2 separate regions of the Mus musculus genome follow, and region 2 is linked to region 1. The links are chromatin contacts, found by POLR2A ChIA-PET in ENCODE. All regions are on one chromosome and are shown on one strand. Each heading gives the region's core, a stretch centred on a gene start or an enhancer-like site at or near the end of the contact. The rest is flanking DNA. Distances are from core to core; before and after follow the strand shown. Region 1 holds the start of Ranbp10 (RAN binding protein 10). Region 2 holds the start of Pskh1 (protein serine kinase H1).

Region 1 (2,833 bases), core at 240-2,739:
GGAGAAAACCCACACTGCATCTCTATAAGGGAAACAGTGTGTCACTACATGAACTGTGAATTAATATGTCACATAACCATCAAACTCAGCTTATAAAAACTACATTGTGCTCCCTTCCTAATGAATGAAGATTCTGAGTCTGTTTCATATTCTGTGTGTTGCTGGGGATCAAACCAGGTCCTGGCATGTTCTAGCTACAGCCCCAGCCCTATTACATATTTTTTCATAGACAGTAATTTTCCTGGATTATGCCTTTGATGGGAAACAGTTGTCTCTTTCAACCTGCTGCTGCCTGTTTCTCGGAGACTTTTTTTTTCCTTCAGGGACAATCATAACATTGGTATTTTCTGTCCTTGGAACCTCTGTAGGCTTATTATTATTATTTTAATTCATTTATTTTAAGATGGGTCTCTCCATATAGCCCTGACTGTCCTGCAACTCTCACTGTTCAACAGGCTGTCCTTTTGTAGCCTTTTTCTACCAAGGCAGCAGACCTTGAAAGATTAGAGTTGAGAATGAAATCACCTCTCTCGCCCTTCTTCCACTACTGGGAATGAGCAGGTGGGAAACTGAATGCTTCTTATAAACAGGAGTTGTGAGAATTTCACATATAATTATAATAAGGCACTTCGTTTTTTAGTGTCTAGCTAAGATCATCTATCTACGATAAAGTACACCTGCACTTTTGGCAGCTTGTAACGTTCTTACTGGACTGACGAGTCAGCCCCAATTCTATTACAACTGTATCGCTGATTCTGCGGCGCTGAAGTCCTACCCAAAGAACAGACAGTGCAGCGATCGGAATCAGTGTCATTTTTCTTTTTGGAAATATTCAAGTCTTCCCCGCCCTCAGCCCGGCCAGGTGCTACCTTGGCTTGGAGAAACTTTTACGCTCCTGTAGGTTGGCCATGACTTTGGAGCAGATGCAGGATTGAGCCGTTGCGGTAGTGTACAGTCCGTTGCCATAGGGACCAGACCCCAGCAGCCTCTGCGTTGAGGGCGGGCTCACAGTTGAGCCACGCCTCCAGCCCCCGCCCCCGTGAGCACTCTGGAGAAAGGCCAAGCAGTAAAAGTAGACCTGGAGCTGGGGATGGGGTATTCTGAGAACCAGTCAATACAGCAAATTTGATATTAGCTACAGAACTGAGGCAGAAGAATAAAGTGAGACCGTGGACGAGGAAGGCGAGCTTCGAGGTCTGGCCACTTGGCCAGTCGGGAATGGTAGTTCTCAGTGGTTCGGAGTCTTCGTTGTACTGGCTTGTGAGTGAGCAGTGATGTACTACATCTTCCGAAGTTCTCCAGGAACCCTCGTTGGCCGGCTTCTACAGCGCTATGCATTGTGGGATATGTAGTCTAAATCTGGCGAAGTATAGTAGTGTCCAGAGAAAGGTTGCCGGGACTCGGACTCAGTTTCCCTACGACCCTGGGATGCTCACGGCCCATTGGCTGAGCAAGGCAAATCTGGTTGCACTCCTCCCCGCCCCCAGTGACACAATAGCAGCTCCCTCCAAGATGGCGGCGGCGACGGCAGACCCGGGAGCTGGGAACCCGCAGGCTGGGGACTCCTCCGGTGGGGACTCCGGGGGCGGGCTACCGTCACCTGGAGAGCAGGAACTGAGTCGGCGCCTGCAGCGCTTGTACCCTGCGGTTAATCAGCACGAGACGCCGCTGCCGCGCTCCTGGAGCCCCAAGGACAAGTACAACTACATCGGCCTCTCCCAGGGAAACCTCCGTGTCCATTACAAAGGTATCAGCGGGTCTGGCCGCTGGGAGACAAGTTTACTGCGTCTGCAGGGAGGCTGTGCCCATTTTCCCTTTCTTTGCCCGGGTTTTCTGAGAGTTGGGCCTTAGCCCAGCGGAACGTCCAGAGTAGAGGGGTTGGTCAGGCCGGGGTTTACCCTGCTTCCTTTGCTCTGTTCCTAAATATTAGACTCAGAGACAACTGCATTAAATGTCCAAAACTAGACAGGACCTTCCACTTCAGGGCCACCCTTCTTTCCTGAGCTGGCTCCAATTTATGCTAGGCCCTTTACCACGGCTTAGTTTCAGTCTTTTTTTTGCAAAAAGAGGTGGTAACATTGCCACAGTAAGTGCATGGGCTGCCTGGCTGCCAGTCATCCCGGGACTGGGCTAGGCGCTGTGTGCTAAAGTTGTTGTTGGTGACTTCCATTTTTGCCACTTCCTTCCCCTGGGCTCCAGGCTGGGCTGTTTGGATTCTGGAGAGACGGACAACAGTATTCAGTGTCTCTCACACACTTCTGTTGCCTGTATCTACCTTGTTTTGTTTGTTGTGGAGGACAATATCTCTGTCAGGACTGTTGGTCTGGGGTGGAGATGATCTAAAGGCGGGAGGCTTAAGTGTTTACTCAGTTGTCTTATTATTCCTCAGAGAGTACAAGAACTTCTTCTGGCCAGGGAGGGTTGAATTTACCATGGCGTAGAGAAAAAGGAGGCCTTCATTTGCGTTTTTCTGGTGTTGACATTCCTTCCTTGGCTTCTTACATCAGGTCATGGCAAAAATCACAAAGATGCAGCCTCTGTACGTGCCACCCACCCCATCCCAGCAGCCTGTGGTATTTACTATTTTGAAGTAAAGATTGTCAGCAAAGGAAGAGATGGGTAAGCCTACTTAACTATCCCTTTCCCTCCTCAACATAGGACTGATGTTCCCCGTTGTCAGTGTTTGAAGCTCCTGAACTAGTATCAGGGACTGATATTAGCCTGCTGACCTACTTGGATCCGGGCTACCACTCCTCTGACTAGAGACACGATCTGGTCTGAACAGTGAGTGGGCTTTGAGAGCAGTGGGCACATTATAGGTGGAGCGGAGGGC
Region 2 (2,833 bases), core at 195-2,694, 73 kb before region 1:
TGGGATCATCTCAAGTACCATGGTAATCCTGCTCCTTCTGCTTCGCAAATGCTGGGGTTACAGCATTTAAGCTACCATACATTGTAAGCTGACCATGTAGCTAAGTGAAAAGGGTTCAGGCCCTGAGTTCAATTTCCATCAACGAAATCAGCAGAAAAATAAAGTGAAGACTCCCCCCACCCCACCCCCAAGACAGCCTCACTATATCAGACTGTCCTTTAACTTTTGGGCATCCTCCTGCTTCTCTCTCAGGAGTGCGGTGATCACAGGCATGCACCACCAAACCAGGGCTTTGGAGTATTTTGTTTTTGAGACGGGGTCTCATATAGCCCAGGTTCGTCCTAAATGTACTATGTAGCCTAAACTAGCCCTTATTGATCGGAAGTGTAGTCTACCACATCTAGAGAAGAGTAAAACTCTTGAATTTGTATCTTGAAAAAAAATACTTCAAGATGTCACTGTTTGCTGTGACTATCTCAAAATGCTGGCCATGACAGATGTTCCCCCAAGGCTTAATCTGTATCTATTCAAGTCAGTGTCCCGATAGCTTTAACTAAACACTACTACTGTGTGAACGCAGGAGACAGTTTTCCAAGGAAAAGACATTGGTGATAGATTCAAAAAGACACAGGTTAATTTCCTCTACTGGTGAGTGAGGGTGGAAATGAACGGAAGTTTCACAAACCGAGAAAGCAGCTATCTGAACCTCGAGGGTATGAAACCACAGAGTTAATAGGAGGCTCACATGCCTCAACAAAACACTACATAATCGCAGTACAGACGTGCCCAGGCGTTCTCTGCAGGGCTAGGTAGGCCACATCCGATTATGATAAGCTTTGAATGCTGCAGGCTACAAGGTTTAGTTTTTCCCTACAGTGACTAAGGAGGCAATTTTAACGAGTGATTTTTCTGGTGCGAATTATACACGCAGCAGCTTCAGAGGACTGAGCGGGGCTCTCCTTATAAGTATGACAGGTTTGCCTTGCAAGCGACCCAGCTGGACTCTGGCCCTTTTTCCAGCCAGTACATGGAAGCGATCGATGGCCCCCGCAGGACCCTGGCGTTCAGTCGCAAGGGAAGGGTGTGGAGTAGGCGCCGCACACAACAAGGTTAGATCAACCTGACCCGCGCTGGACGCGGGACGGCTGGGCCACAGACAGGCAGATGACCAAGTCCATCGGGCCTAACGCGGCAGGAGGTTTCGAGGCCATGCCTGGGGACCGCGGGTAGCCACAGCCCGGCCTGCTCCCCAGCCCACAGGCCCCAGTGCACGGGGACCGAGGGCTCGGAGTCGCGCCAGGCCCTGGCTGCGCCCGCGGCTGAACTCGCAGGCCCCTCACGCCGGTCAGGCCGAAGCCCCGAGCCGGAAGGCCTCACCTCGCGCGGGCGGCGGGCTCTCCGGAGTCTCGGCGGCTCAGCCCACCGTCTCCCAGCCCAGGCCACGGGCGCCGCCGCCATCCTCCCGCGTCAGCGTGGTGGCGTCATTACTGCGCGCGCCTGACGCCAAAACAAACTTGGGCGGCCAAGGGACGGAAGGGAGGCGGAGCCTCCAGACGCGAACGCAAGTGTGTGTAGGGGGGGGGGGGGGTTCGGAGTGCCTGCCAATCAACGTCTTCGGGGCGGAGCAGAGCTCTTTTCCAGGGGTGGGTCTGTTTGCCGCTAGACACCGCTGGGGAGCCATTTGTGGAGGGAAAAGTTCTGGGAAAGGTAATGACCGAGAGAAATGGAAAAAAAATGGCAAGATTCTTCTATAGATGAAGGAGTTCTTGAAGGGCAAGGGAGTGTGTCATCACGCCAGGGCTAATTTTTTTTAATGTATTGATGCAAAAACAAATGAATCACGAGATTTATAACATAAAATAAAAAGTAAAAAAGATTGTTAATGTATTGATGCAAACACAAATGAATCACGAGATTTATAAAATAAAATAACGAATAAAAAAGATTGTTACCAAGCTTGACATGGTGGGCACATTCCTTTAATCTCAGCACTCAGGCAGGAGGATCTCTGAGTTCCAAGCCAGTGTGGTCTACAAAGCTAGTTCCAGGACAGTCAGGGCTATTACAGAGAAACCTGTCTCAAAAATAAACAAAGAAGCTGGACGTGGGGGCACACGTCTTTAATCCTAGCACTCGGGAGGCAGAGGCAGGCAGATTTCTGAGTTCGAGGCCAGCCTGATCTACAAAGTGACTTCCAGGACAGCCAAGGCTATACAGAGAAACCCTGTCTTGAAAAAAAAACAAAAAATTAATTAATTAAAAAAATAAAGATTTTTTTTTTTGTACTAACACACTAGGTTTTGAAACAACTTTTACTTTTTTAAAAAAGACAAAACATCGTTAGCCTGTAATCCTAGTACTTTGGAAGCAGCAACAAGAAAGACTTTAGTTTGAGGCTAGCCTGGTGTATTTATTAAGGTCCTATCTCAATAAAAAAATTCATCAGTGTGTTCCCACATGCCTATAATCCTGGCACTCAGGAATTTAAGGGGATATTGCAGTGAGAGGTTTAAAAAAAAAAAAAGGCCAGGTTATAGAAGTTATAAGTTTTCTTGGGATACAGATTAAGACCATCTTTCAAAATGGCAGCAATGAAATTTGTTTCTCAAAGGGTTATGGGATTACTAAAAACATGAACTTTAACCCAGCCTGGTGTGATTTGGGAAGCAGAGGGGGGACCTCTGAGTTCAAGGCCTGCATGGTCTGTCTATAGCAACAGGATACCCAGGGCTGCTGCACAGGGAGACCTTGCCTAAAAAAAACAGCATGAGGAGGGGTGATACCCAGAGTAGGGCTTCCCCTTCTCAAAAGAGACAGGGAAAGTGGATGGGGG

The links. ChIA-PET counts read pairs that join two places held with the same protein, here RNA polymerase II (POLR2A).
Region 2: POLR2A ChIA-PET joins it to region 1 with 16 read pairs in Patski. The contact joins the promoter of Pskh1 here to the promoter of Ranbp10 in region 1. POLR2A ChIA-PET finds 5 or more read pairs at or near these places in 4 of 5 experiments (Patski and embryonic stem cell).

What each region holds. Positions count from the first base shown.
Region 1 is chr8:105,825,864-105,828,696 of GRCm38, reverse strand. Ranbp10 (RAN binding protein 10) reads left to right here and starts at 1,489. Exons shown (of 14, transcript NM_145824.5): 1 at 1,489-1,747; 2 at 2,508-2,619. The coding sequence starts at 1,513. Tsnaxip1 (translin-associated factor X (Tsnax) interacting protein 1) reads right to left here and starts at 953. Exons shown (of 16, transcript NM_024445.4): 1 at 870-953. The coding sequence starts at 910.
Region 2 is chr8:105,899,085-105,901,917 of GRCm38, reverse strand. It overlaps Pskh1 (protein serine kinase H1), which reads right to left and starts at 1,444. Exons shown (of 3, transcript NM_173432.2): 1 at 1,378-1,444.